Linked DNA regions of Homo sapiens: region 1 is linked to region 2. A link is a contact called in ENCODE Hi-C or POLR2A ChIA-PET data. All regions are on one chromosome and are shown on one strand. Each heading gives the region's core, a stretch centred on a gene start or an enhancer-like site at or near the end of the contact. The rest is flanking DNA. Distances are from core to core; before and after follow the strand shown. Region 1 overlaps COL21A1 (collagen type XXI alpha 1 chain). Region 2 has its middle 170 kb from the start of BMP5.

Region 1 (7,451 bases), core at 1,815-4,314, 54 kb before region 2:
TAAAGAGTCTGTTCCTCCTTCCTTGATATACTCCAATGATTGTAAAGAAGGGTACTTGTAGTTTTATATTATGTTTGGCACTAGTCTAAGTATTGTAGGTGATTAAAAAAACTCCTATAAATTATGTTTTCTACCTTTAAAAGAATGTGCAAGTCAAGCAAATAACACATATAAACAAGACACCTGCTGAACAACTTAGCATAATAAAATTCAGTGCTAAGTGAAAAGCTATATAATGTTATACTAGTTCATAGAAGAGAGGGATTCATAAGTGCAGAAAGAGTCTGTAAGTCTGTTTTGAGATCTGGGCTAGAGTAGTGTTTCTCAAAGTGTTGTCCAAGACTAGCAGTCTCAGCACCTTCTGTAAACTTATTAGAAATGCAGATTCCAGGGGTTGCCCCAGACCTACCATATCAGGAACTCTGGGTTGGGGTCCACAATCTGCAGTTTAACAAACCTTCCGGGTGATTCAGATGAAGTTAAATTTTGAGAATCACTGCTATAGATAATAAAGAATGTGATATTTTATTCAGTTAATATGTTAAGTGTCTAATATAAAGTAAGAAGAACATAATAAGTTAAATCCTCAAATAATTGTGGAACTTCATTATTGATGAACCTTGCTGATGGCTACTTACGTTTTTAAAACTCCTGATAATTAAAATAAAATGATATTAGGTCAATGGACAGATAGAAAAAAGTAGAGATTTTATAAATCAAAGTAGTCATGATTTTATAAATCAAAGTAGTCATCTAATCATGTATTTTGCCATTACTTTTAATGGCAAAAACTGCAATTACTTTTGCACCAACCTAATAATTTCAAATTAATTGTTTCTACTATTTGGCAAGTGCCTTACCCTCTTTATTTTAAATACAGAAAATTTAACCACAGATTGTTTTATAAGTCACATATGACAGTACCTGGAAGTAGGAGAAGTTAAATGATCTAATGACTTATAGCAGGGCTGGTTCTCAAATGGCTGCATTAGAATCACCTGGAAGAATTATTAACACAGATTGCTGGCCCCCACCCAGAGATTCTGGCTTAATATGCTGCAGTATGGCCTGAAATTTTATATTCTGAAGAAGTTCCCATGTTAAATGAAGAAGTTGATCTTGCCTGGTCTGAGGACCATATTTGAGAACTACTAATAGGAGAGATTCCTTCTGACTATTGATATGAGTGTTAAGTTCAGATAAAATATTGCATTATTTCTTCATAGTATTAGGATCTAACATATCCCTTGTCTTGAATTTTTCAGGCTTTTTAAACTAGCTTTCAAACTAAGTGGATCCAACATTTTTTCCTCCAATATTTTTATATGCTTTTCTGTAGAGCTATTGGATTAGCAGTAACTTCTCTCCCTCTAATTTGGTTAATTTTCAGGAAAGCATTAATCTTTGCTCCTTCTATTCTCAACTAGTGTTTATAAATAAAACTGGTATAGATGAAATATTTGGCTTTAGTTGGCATTTCACAGTTCTAATAAAATGCAGGAATTCATACAAGTGGGAGAACTGTTGTTTATGTAATGTGATATGGTTGAATTTTTTTCTAAGTACTGATTATGTTTGCCAAATTTTAGAGGTGCTTCTGTGCTTTATTTTCTATAATTTTGGGAAATTCATTAGAATATGAAATTATGGATGACAGTGTTATAATATGCTTCAGTGCATTGCATTCTTAGACTCTTTCTCCCTTAAACTTATTTCAACTCAGGTATTTGAGACATTTACGGGAAAAAATGCTTTTATTTTACCTCCTATCTTGCTTTCATCTAGGATAAAATGTTCTTTCTGGTATGAAACAAGTGTGGCAAATTGCTTGCAGAGAACTTTGCTTGTTGTGATGCAGCATTTTGCTGGACAGAAACAAATGCATGGCTCATAATGACTGTTAGATTTCAAAAAGTCTGGGGTGTGTACATGTGTGTATATGTGTCAACAGGCTCTTCCTTGCTATCCTTTATTTTGCTCAGATAGTTTAATAGTTGTACTAATCTGCAGATATTATACATTTTAGGATTATATTCAGCTAATATTTATTGTTTTAGTAGAAGAAGTGTCAGATACATTTGTATTCACTAGCAATTGATTCATTTAGGAAAAAAATTTAGCTTCCAAAACGTAGATGTAAAATAAGATGCTTAACCTGAGCATAGTAATGTAAAGGTATATATCACTAAAAGCAATTATAATTTAACAGCTACCTAAAATATGCATTATAGATGTTTATTTTAAATACGTATATACTAAAGTGCCAGATAATTTCAACTAATAACCTATAAATAACTCCATTCCTAATGAAAGTTTTGTTTTTACTTTAAAATGTAACTCTTTGAAGGCAAGGTCAAATTAGGTCCAACATAGTGATCAATTTTAAAATAAAAATGAAAAAGTATATATGAATAGGACTGATATAGAATATTGGTCACATTTACCTTGGAAGTAAGATGGTCTATTCTCATAAGAATGACTATACAGTACCACAGTTATTTAATAACTTAATTATCTGCCATTATGTACACATTTTTGTTGTTTATATAGTCACTTTATGAATTTCTGAAAAAGTTATTTGATGTCAGGAAAAGTTAATATCAGTAGTCCAGAAGTAATTTTAATTTTTCTGTTTGTATTTAATGTTCTTTAATATGTAATGTTATATATTGTTATTTTGGTAAGCAGACCTCAAAACTGAATTCTCTATTTCTTTTTGTCAAATCATTAAAAGGGAGAAGCAGGATCCCCTGGTGCTCCGGGGCAGGATGGAACACGGGGAGAGCCTGTGAGTACCTTCTCATTTCAGTTCTAAAAGATGAAGTTCTTTTCCTGTTACGAAATCCTTTTTGGTTATTTAAATTCTTCTCTCAGATGCCCTATTATTTGTTCAGTGACTTCCAGATTTTAGATGTTGTAGAAGCTGCTTGTGAAACACCATAAAATATTGAAATGTTGAATCCTCTTTTAGAAACCAGGAAGAATTTTGCAAACAGTGTGAGTCACAAACCACAAGCACTCATGCCCAAAGAAATGCATGGTTAACACAAACATCATGGTCTGTTGCTGAGCCTTCAGTCGATGTCACTTTACCACTCATCTATTGTTTCATAGTATACTCTTTGGGATCTTGTGTTCAATAAAAATCAGGGGTAGAGAAACATGACTAAGAAAGTACTGAATCTGAATCCTAGATATCTACATTTTTAGCACATGTCCCAGGTGATTCTGAACTTCAGGTGAGTTTTAAAAATATAGTTTGCCCCCACATTTTATTCCTACAACTCGTGGCCAACATTTAAATACCAGCAGATCTTATTTTATTCATCAAAGGTACCTACCCTCAAGAAATTTGAAATTTGCCTTGTGCGGAGCTAGGTTAAGAACTGAAGTAATAGCTGAGGTGTATTTGTATCACATTTATCACAAAGTGTTCAGTTGAGATTTCAGAATTTAAATATTGTACATAAGAGGGAGAGAGGTATCACCAAAGCTTCTTAAATAGGGTAGAGGGATTAAACTACTCTGAAAGTTACTTAATAAAATTTTCGTTGAATTTCATCTTGTGTATGATTATGTACTGGGCCAAGTTCTATATAATGCTATTACCTTCCAGAAGCTTATAATTTAATTTGGAAGACTGAAAAAAATGATGCAAATAATTACCAACTCTTTATATTATGTGCCAAATATGAATCTCATATGGAGTCAGAAAGCCAGGGTTTGGAGATGACTACTGCTACATTTCAGCAGTATGAGCTTGGAGAAGTCACTTCACATCCCTGAATATTTTTCTCTAAGTGTGAATAGTGTAGATGCTTATAGTGCTTACTTCATAGGGTTGTTGTGAAGCTTACGTAGGAAATTTTTAAAAATTGTAAAAACATTGCACAAATGCATGGGGCTATTCTAAGTGCTGAAAGAGTATAGGAAGGTAATCCTGTTATTGAGGTGCTTGAAAAAATTTTACCAAGGGTTTGTGCCAGATTTGTTCATGAAAGGATGACTGGGAATCAAAGGAAGACAGGAAAGAGAGAACTCATCTGAATGAAGACACATATGTGAGATGGTTAAAGGTGTGCCCAGGAAATAATGAAATGATCTTAATGAGGTCCTGAATCTGCAGAGAAGGGTCTCTGTTGCGTGTTAGAAAGTAAAGGTAGAAACTTGGCTAGGGCCATAAAATGGAGAACCTTGACTGCAAGTTTGAAAAGTAAACCTTATTCATTTGTCATTGAAGTTTTGTGAGAAAAAAAGAGAACATAGTAAAAAGAACTGTTTTAGAGGCAGTGTATGAGCTCCTGGTGTGTGTGGAATGATTGGAAAGGAGAAGAAACTGGAAACAGGGTGCTAGTTAGCAGGCTCTTTTGACAGACCAGGCATGAAGTAGAAGGCCTCGACTAGGGTATTAATAAGCATGGAGTGGGTTCAATAGGGTAGCATGAGCTCAACATATGTGAGCCATAATTGCTGTTATTTAAGAAAAATTATGAGACTTGGTAACTGGATATAAGACTGGGTGTGATTATTTGTTTATGTTATTGTTTCAGAATATAAAGTAGGTGTGTGTGTGTATGTGGGTGTGCGTGTATGAGGGAAAGAGCATAAGAAACACAAAGAGAGGTGAGAGAAGGAAAGGTTAATGGGAAGAAAAGAAGGAAAAAGAGGAAGAGGGAAATAAGAGATAATAGACATGAGAGCTTGGATATAATTTAGGATGTGAAGGCTGGGTGCAGTGGCTCACGCTTGTAATCCCAGCACTTTGGGAGGCCGAGGCGGCTGGATCACGAGGCCAGGAGATCGAGACCATCCTGGCTAACACGGTGAAACCCCGTCTCTACTAAAAATACAAAAAATTAGCCAGGCGTGGTGGCGGGCGCCTGTAGTCCCAGCTACTCGGAGAGGGGCTGAGGCCGGAGAATGGTGTGAAACCGGGAGGCGGAGCTTGCAGTGAGCCGAGATGGCGCCACTGCACTCCAGCCTGGGCGACAGAGCTAAACTCCCTCTAAAAAAAAAAAAAAAAAAAAAAAAAAAATTTAGTTTGTGACTGTGTTCTAAATGTTTGTGAGTTAGTTATTTGGAATCTGTAATTCATTCTCCCGTAGAAACAATGTTAGAAAGGGCAGACTGACCGGCAAGTCTGTGTAGACCATAATTCAATGTGAGGAGCACGTATTTACGTTGAACATGATACTATTGAAATATCTTCATAAAACCTAAAAAGATAAAAGAAATATTAAACATAGGCCGGGTGCAGTGGCTCACGCCTGTAATCCCAGCACTTTGGGAGGCCGAGGCGGGCGGATCATGAGGGCAGGAGATTGAGACCATCCTGGCTAACACGGTGAAACCCCGTCTCTACTAAAAATACAAAAAATTAGCAGGGCGTGGTGGCACGTGCCTGTAGTCCCAGCTACTCGGGAGGCTGAGGCAGGAGAATCGCTTGAACCTGGGAGGTGGGGGTTGCGGTGAGCCAAGATCGCGCTACTGCACTCCAGCCTGGGCGACAGAGCAAGACCCCGTCTCAAAATATATATATATTTATATATATTTATATATATATTTATATATTTATATATATTTATATATATATTTATATATATTTATATATTTATATATATTTATATATATATTTATATATATTTATATATATTTATATATATATTTATATATTTATATATATTTATATATATTTATATATTTATATATATTTATATATTTATATATATATTTATATATTTATATATATATTTATATATATCTATATATTTATATATGTATATTTATATATATCTATATATTTATATATATATATATATTTATATATATTTATATATTTATATATTTATATATATTTATATATATATTTATATATTTATATATATTTATATATATTCATATATATATTTATATATTTACATATGTGTTTATATATTTATATATATTTATATATTTACATATGTATTTATATATTTATATATATTTATATATTTATATATGTATTTATATATTTATATATATTTATATATTTATATATGTATTTATATATTTATATATATTTATATATTTATATATTTATTTATATATCTATTTATATATATTTATATCTATTTATATATCTATTTATATATATATTTATATATATTTATATATATTTATATATTTATATATATTTATATTTATATATATTTATATATTTATATATATTTATATATATTTATATATTTACATATATATTTATATATATTTATATATTTATATATTTACATATATATTTATATATATTTATATATTTATATATATTTTTATATTTATATATATTTTTATATATTTATATATTTATATATATTTATATATTTATATATTTATATATATTTATATATTTATAGATATTTTTATATATTTATATATATTTATATATTTATATATATTTATATGTATTTATATATATTTATATAGATTTATATATATATTTTTATATATTTATATATATTTATATATATATAAAAAATATAAAATGAGGAGTGCTTAGAAGATGCTTTCCTTTCCCATGGCTGCTTGTTTCTCAGTTTTATCGCCAAGCAGACACTGATTTGGGTTTGTTTTTGCCCTGCCTGCTCCCACTTTATTCAAGACTTATTCCTGTCTAGAGTTGTTGCACTAGAATAATTTACCATTCCAGGGAGTGTGGCCCTTTAGATTTTAACCATTTCCTTCTTTTCTTTTTTTTCTTTCCTCCCAATATTCCTTCCACCCCTGTAATGTTTAGCTTCAGTGGTGAGGGAAACACAGTGACTGCCTCATGGAGGCTTACAGCCTAGTTGGGGAGATAGATGGTAAAAGGATAAGCAAGCAAAAACTAAATTACCAAGTTCAAAAAGATAGACAAACAAGGTGCTGAGGCAAAGAATAATGTGAATGGGGTAGTAGACGTTATTGAGATGAATTTTTTCTCCTAAATCTAGTGGGTAAAAAACTGGGAGTTACTGAGTGAGACTCTCCCACTCCAGCCCAATGGATTGGGGAACACAGGAGAGGTTCCTTTACTTCTTTTCTTCCATTCCCCTCTCTTTCTTGATGAATAGCAAAGAGGAAGCCAAGTTTCCTATGCCAGGAAATGCATCCTGTTAGGAAAGCAATTCATAGGTTAAGTGTCTCAAATTTGCTGATGTCTGGAAACAATTCTTCTGGTCTGTATTTTCTTCCAAATAAGAACAGATAGCGTAACAAGCTATTTTTTTTTTAACAATTAATGAAAACTTGGTTTTTATTATGCTGTGCAAATGGATTCTTATCATTTGTGGAAAAGCTTTGAAAATAGAAAAAAAATCCATAAAGTTTATATATTTTGTGACACAAAGAAATAAACATTCTTCCATTGTGTGGAAATAATGGTTTTAAGTAGTTGTAATAAATGACTTGGCTCTACTATAAAGGGCATATTCACTTTA
Region 2 (6,534 bases), core at 496-2,995:
ACAGCTTCCTTAGGAGTAGGTAATGTTTTCATTTCATAAAGGAAAACACTGAGCTTCACGCTAATAAGCAGTGACAAATCTAGAATGCAAACTCAGATCTGCCAGGCTCCAAAGCTCCTGTTTTCAGTTTTACTATAACTAAAGCATGTTCTCTCTATTGTTCCTGTTTCAATACAATACTTAGTTGGCAATTGGAGGCCAATTAATTATTCCATCACTGTGTTGGGCAGAATTTTTCACTGCACTGAATTTTTTCTACCTTTTGGAATGTTATTTGCAGGTTTCATTCCGAGTGACTATTCCAGGTCCTTTTTTGGACCTCTCCCAAGTGTTCTTACTAATATCCTATATAAGGCCCCATGATAACATTTTTTGTTTTTAATCCTATATTGCAATTGTTCTTTGTAATTGCAATTGTCCCTATGAGACAGTGAGCTTGTTAAAGGCAAACCTCATGCAGTGTTTAAAAATATGTTCTGAAGTACACCTTTTGCCAAAGTTGATTTGAAATTCTTTTTGAACCATATTTATTAGTATAAAGATCACATAAAGGAGAATTATGATGTGGCCTGTAGTGCTAGGATTTGGGTGAATTAATAGAGTAAAATTCTTAGATGAGTAGCTGGAACATAATAAGTACCTGATAATTGTTAGTTATTATTATTACAACTTTCTGATGATTGGCTTATTTTATTAGGTTCCCCCAGTAATGTGAAGAACACAAAATGGGAACCAGAAGTTCTTTAATATCCCAGGTTTGGGACAGACCTTTTAACATTTCCTACCTGTGCGGCCTTGAAATTTGTTGCGATAAGCCTCAGTATTTGAAAGGGAGTCGCTGTGATAAACCAAATTAGTTGTGATAAGCCTCATCTTTGAAAGGGAATAGCAATAATATTTCAGGATTGTTTCCAAATATGATAATTAAAAATACATAACAATTGTTCAACACACAGTAGGCTGTTGTTATATGATTACCAGTGGAGACAGCAGTTTTACATTGGCCTCTATATTGTCCTTTGTGGCTAATTGCATACATATTGAAACAAATTTGAGCCACACAGACAATTATCAGGTCTCCTCTCTTCGATCCTAAACGTCTCTCTAGTCCTCTGTATAACAGAATTAATGCAGTCTCTTCACAGAATGTCCTACCATCAGTTAACTGTGAATGTGTAAAACAGAATTCGATATTTTCACCCTTGCTACTTAAATGCTGTTGTCACTGTTGGTGGCACCAGTATTACCCTGGGTTAGCCAGGGAACTGCTTTCTTTTTTTTTTTTTTTTTTTTTTTTTTTTTGAGATGGAGTTTCACTCTCGTTTCCCAGGCTGGAGTGCAGTGGCGTGATCTTGGCTCAACGCAACCTCCACCTCCCAGATTCAAGTGATTCTCCTGCCTCAGCCTCCCGAGTAGCTGGAATTGCAGATGTGCACCACCACACCCAGTGTATTTGTAAAATACAAATTTGTATTTGTAAAAATACAAAAAAAAAATTTGTGTTTTTAGTAGAGACGGGTTTTCACCATGCTGGCCAGGCTGGTCTCAAACTCCTGACCTCAGGGGATCCACTCGCCTCAGGCTCCCAAAGTTCTGGGATTACAGGCATGAGCCACCGTGCCCAGCCCACTGCTTTCTTTATACAGTGACCGAACAGGCTGCCGCCGTCTAGCTGTGGCTTCTGTGGTCACTGTTGGCAGGGCAACAACTTGTTGCTCTGTTCCTCTGCTTCCTGAAATATGTGATAACTTTTTTTCCTGAATAAATCTATTCAACTTGATTAGGATTGTTTAGAATCAAGCCTCACCGTTGCTGAGAATTGCAGCTAACTGAGAATTTTTAGGACATTTTGGGGTACACTTTGTAAGTTACTACTCCTATTTCATGTACTCACTCATTAACTCATTAAATAACTCCATAGAGAAAAATAAAAGTATTTGCTTTCTTCTGTGATTTCGGAAAAAAAAAAGATTTGTATTATTTCAATGAAACTTACTACATCTATGTAGAAAGGATGTGTTCAAACTTTTTTCCATTTTAAAATTTGCGCAAAACAATAAGCAATGTGGTGTCCCTTTTGTTAACACTGCAAAACCCTATATTGCTTTATAGGAAATGGGAAAATAAGGCTTTAAATTTTAAGCACTTGGGCTAATTTATGCCCTAAAAACACTGAACATTAGATAGAAAATTAGTCAGTTTGGGGAAAAAGTGGGGAAGTGGGAAACAGGAAAAAAAGACACATATGTTGCTAGGGAAAATTATAATTCACAGTTTCATTTTTTTCTGATGTTCCAGTAATTTAATATTGGTGCTCTAAAGATATGGCCATGTTATCTAATTGTCAGTGGAATAATGTGATTTTCTGGCACCAAATTCTGTATTCCACAAGAGTAACTGCTAATAAAATTAAAAGAGTTTGTTCAATATTAGAGATTCTGGTCTTTTGGCATGGAAATTAAAGAAAAGCATTCAACCACATAACTTTTTATGCCTAGTATTTATCTAATTTCTACATTGGAAATTGGCAAAGAAACATTCTTTCCCAAATATGTATTTATATGAAAATCTGTCTAAATGCCTATGTAATGAAATTTGTACATGATGTTACTCAGAGGAAAGAAAATTCTGAGGACAAAAATAATTGCAATGGTTTTGTAGTTTTGATTACACAAAAAACACTTCAAATAAAAATAGACAAATCCAAATAAATCAAATAATTATTCCACCTCCTCATTTTACAATTTTGAAAGAGACTGAAATTGACCTATATTCTATTTTTTCTGCGTCTTGCCTTTCTCTTTTTTCTCCTTTCATTCTTTTTGCTTATAAAAAGCTTCAAATAGAAACTGAAACTTAATTTTGTTTACTGTGTATATTTAATAAATATAATCAGTAACTTAAAAATAAATTTTATTGAAGTATAAAGTTTACATACAATAAAATGCATCCATTTTTAAGTCTGTATTTTGATGGGGTTTGACAAACATACGCACCCATGAAACCATCACCACAATTAAGATATAGAACATTTCCATCACCCTTAAAAAGTTTCCTTGTGCCTTTCCCCAGGTAATTTATCCCTCCTCCAGGTCCAGGCAATCCCTGCTCTGCTTTCTATCACATAGATGATAATTTTCTTTTCTAGAGTTACATAAAAATGGAATCATCCTTTATGTAATCTTTTGTTTCTTGGCATCCTTCATTCATTATAATGTTTTTGAGATTCATCTATGATGTGGTATCAATAGTTTATTCCTGTTTTGTTACTTGGTAGTATTCCTTTGTATGACTGTATTTTTGATTATTTATTCACCTGTTTATGGACAACTGGGTTATGTCCAGTGTGGGGCTACTCTGAATAACACTGTTATGAACATTCATTTACAAGTCTTTGTGTGGAAATATGTTTTTATTCTTCTTAAGTGGAGTTATTGGGATATATTGTAAGTATATTCTAAACTTTGTCAGCAACTGTATTTTCTGGATACAAGTCCTTTGTTACATATTGCAAATTTTTTTTCGTGTCTGTGGCTTGCATTTTTATTTTCTTAATGTAGTCCATCAAAGAGTAGAAGTTATAAGATTTTTATAAAGTACAATTTTATCAATTTTTCTTTTATAATTTGTACTTTTTTATGTTCTATTTAAGAAATCTTTACCTATCCAGAGATTGCAAATATTACTTACTTTGTTTTCTGCTAGAATAGCACTGTCCAATGGAAGCTTATCCAGTGGAATTTTGATTGGGATTGTAATAAATATATTGGTCATTTTAAGGAGAATTGACATTTTAAAAATATTTAGTCTTTCCTTCCCTGAGCATATCTCTTTATTTACTTATCTCTCCATTTTATTTTTCTCAGAAACGTTTTATAATTTTCATTGTATAGGTTTGTGCACATTATTTAACAAAATTTATCTGTAAATCATGTTTGTGGATGCCATTATAAATGCCATGTTTTAGACATCGTTTTCCATTTGTTCTTTGCTAGTTTATCAAAATACTGTTGATCTTTTGTATATTGACTTTTATCCTTGGACCTTGCTAATAAATGCACTTGTTATTACTAGTTCAAGTAGCTTTTTGTAGAATTTCAAAGAATCAGATAGATATTAGTTATATAAATTTTCTACATTTCCCCCATTTTCTCTTTCATTACTTTCAGCTCTTACATTTATTGCTTTACTCTCTGACTTACTTTGGATTTAATTTGCTCTTTTATTCTAGCTGCTTAAGGTAGATATTGTTTAATTGAATTTCTTTAGATCTTTCTTATTTTAAGAAATAAGAAAATCAATTTTACTGTAAGCATCATTTTAGTGAAATTTTAAAATCTTGATATACTGCTTTTTTATTTTCATGAAGCTCAAAATATTTTCTAATTCCTCTTGTGATTCCTTCTTTGACAGATGGTGCCTTAGTCAGTTTCCTGTTGCTTATAACAGAATATGTGAAACTGGGAAATTTATAAAGAAAAAGAATTTATTTCTCATAGTGGAGGCTGGAAAGTCCAAGGTTGAGGGGCACGTCTGGTGAGGGCATTCTTTCTGGTGGGACCTGTGCACAGACCCGAGGCGGTACAGGGTATCACATGGCAAGAGGGCTGAGAGTGCTAACGTGGTTGCTCAGGTTTTTATTTTTCTCCCTATGAAGCCACCAGTACTCCCATGTAGCCCATTAATTCATTAACTTGTTAATTCTTTAGTCCATGAATAGATTAATCCATTCATGAGAGCAGAGCCTTCATCATCCAGTCACCTCTTAAAGTCCCCACCTTTCAAAGCTGCCACATTGGGCATTAAGTTCCCAATACATGATATTTGAGGGACACATACCAACCATAACAGATGGTTATTTAAAACTGTGATATTTGATTTTCACATATTTGGATATGTTTTAGATGTCCTTGTGTTATTGATTTCTAATTTAATTTTGTTGTCAGAAAACAAACTCTATCAATTCTTTTAAATTTAATGAGACATTTTATGAAGCAGAAAATGGTCTGCCTTGGAAATACATCATTTGCACTTGAAAATAATGGGTATTCTGCTGTCATCAGATTGAGAGTTCTATAAATAAAGCCATATTGGCTAATAGTATTGTTCATACTTTCTCCATTCTTAATAATCTTGTATCTACTTGTTCTCTCAGTTCCTGAGACAGGAGTATACAGATCTCCTGTAATTGTGGATTTGTGTTTCCTTTTAATTCTGTCAGTTTTTTGCTTCCTGCATTTTTTAGCTCTCTTACAGTATGCACACACATTTAGGAATGTTATGTCTTCTTGATGAATTGACCTATTTTCATTATAAATGCCCCCTTTTTATCCCTGATAAAGTCCTTCTTCTGGAGTATACTATCTGACATTAATATAGACACCTCAGCATTCTTTTGAAAAGCGTTTGCATAGTAATAGTTTTTTTCATCCTTTGACTTTATCTTATCTGTATCTTTATATCCAGAATATATTTCTTGTAGGCAGTCATTGGATCTTTCTTTTAATCCAGTCTGGTAATTTCTGTTTTTACTTGGAGTATTTAGATCAGGAGTCAGGAAACCTTTTCTGCAAAGAGCCAGATAGTAAACAGCTTAAGCCTTGCAGGCCATATGGTCTCTCCTTGAATCTACTCAGCTTTAACATTGTAGTGTGAAAGCAGTCATAGGCAATGGGTAAACAAACAAGGATGGCTGTGTTCCAACAAAACATTATTTACAAAAACACTTGGCAGGCTGGATTTGTCCCATAGGTTGAAGCTTACCAACCAGGGTTGGACCACTTAAATTAATTAATTTTTAATATGGTTAGGTGTATAGCTATCATCTTTCTATTTTTTTGTTTCATCTGGTCTTTATTTCTTTTTCCCCTTACTTGTGCCTTCTGATGTGATGAGTATATTTTAGTATTCCTTTTTATCACCATTATTGGATTATTAGCTACACTTATGCATTTTATTTTTGTAGCAGTATCTCTAGGGTTTGTAGCATACATTTTTTAATTTAATATAGTCTACATTAAAATAATATTATGCCATTTACAATATAATGAGTATACTTTCTTTTCCCTGCTCATCCTACATGCTATTGACATACATTTTGCTTCTACCTGTTCTATAAATCCCACAGTACATTTTTATTATTTTTGCTTTATATGGTCAATATTATTTTAAATAACCTAAAAATGAGAAAGAGTATTTACCCTTCTATTTGCTACTTCTGGAACTCTTCATTCTGTTGCATAGATTCAAATTTCCAACTGCTATCATTTTCTTTCTCTCAGGAGAGCTTCCTTTAACATTTGTGGTAGTGCAGGTCTGCTGGTGATACTATTTTGGCTTGCATATTTATGGAAAGAAGTCCGCAGTTATTTCTATCTTTGATCTTTTGTTTATAAGGTGTCTCTTTTCTGACAGCTTTCAAGAGCATGCCTTTATCAATCGTTTCAAGAAATTTTATTATGCTGCTTGTTAGTCTACACCCATGTGTGAGTGCATGCATTTTATGTTTATCTTCCACGGGATTTGTAGAGATTC

The links. Hi-C counts contacts between places; a loop is a spot of excess contacts on that map. ChIA-PET counts read pairs that join two places held with the same protein, here RNA polymerase II (POLR2A). Pooled maps may share reads with other maps.
Region 1: a loop to region 2 is called in a map of Calu3, with 2.7 times the contacts of the local background. The contact joins two enhancer-like sites. A Hi-C loop is called at or near these places in 5 of 168 maps with a recorded cell type or tissue (Calu3, PC-3, PC-9 and 2 more) and 1 of 50 pooled maps. POLR2A ChIA-PET finds 5 or more read pairs at or near these places in 5 of 52 experiments (CD4-positive, alpha-beta T cell, MCF 10A, OCI-LY7 and 2 more).

The regions. Positions count from the first base shown.
Region 1 is chr6:56,096,809-56,104,259 of GRCh38, reverse strand. It overlaps COL21A1 (collagen type XXI alpha 1 chain), which reads left to right. Exons shown (of 30, transcript NM_030820.4): 17 at 2,735-2,788. Among named protein-coding and RNA genes, the nearest start is that of COL21A1, 150 kb to the left of the region's middle. Within about 2 kb of position 3,064, at least 5 of the 41 ENCODE cell types and tissues checked have a DNase peak (open chromatin) inside an H3K27ac peak, as active enhancers do.
Region 2 is chr6:56,041,907-56,048,440 of GRCh38, reverse strand. No RefSeq gene overlaps it. Among named protein-coding and RNA genes, the nearest start is that of BMP5, 170 kb to the right of the region's middle. RefSeq lists a silencer at 1,556-1,850. Within about 2 kb of position 1,745, at least 2 of the 41 ENCODE cell types and tissues checked have a DNase peak (open chromatin) inside an H3K27ac peak, as active enhancers do.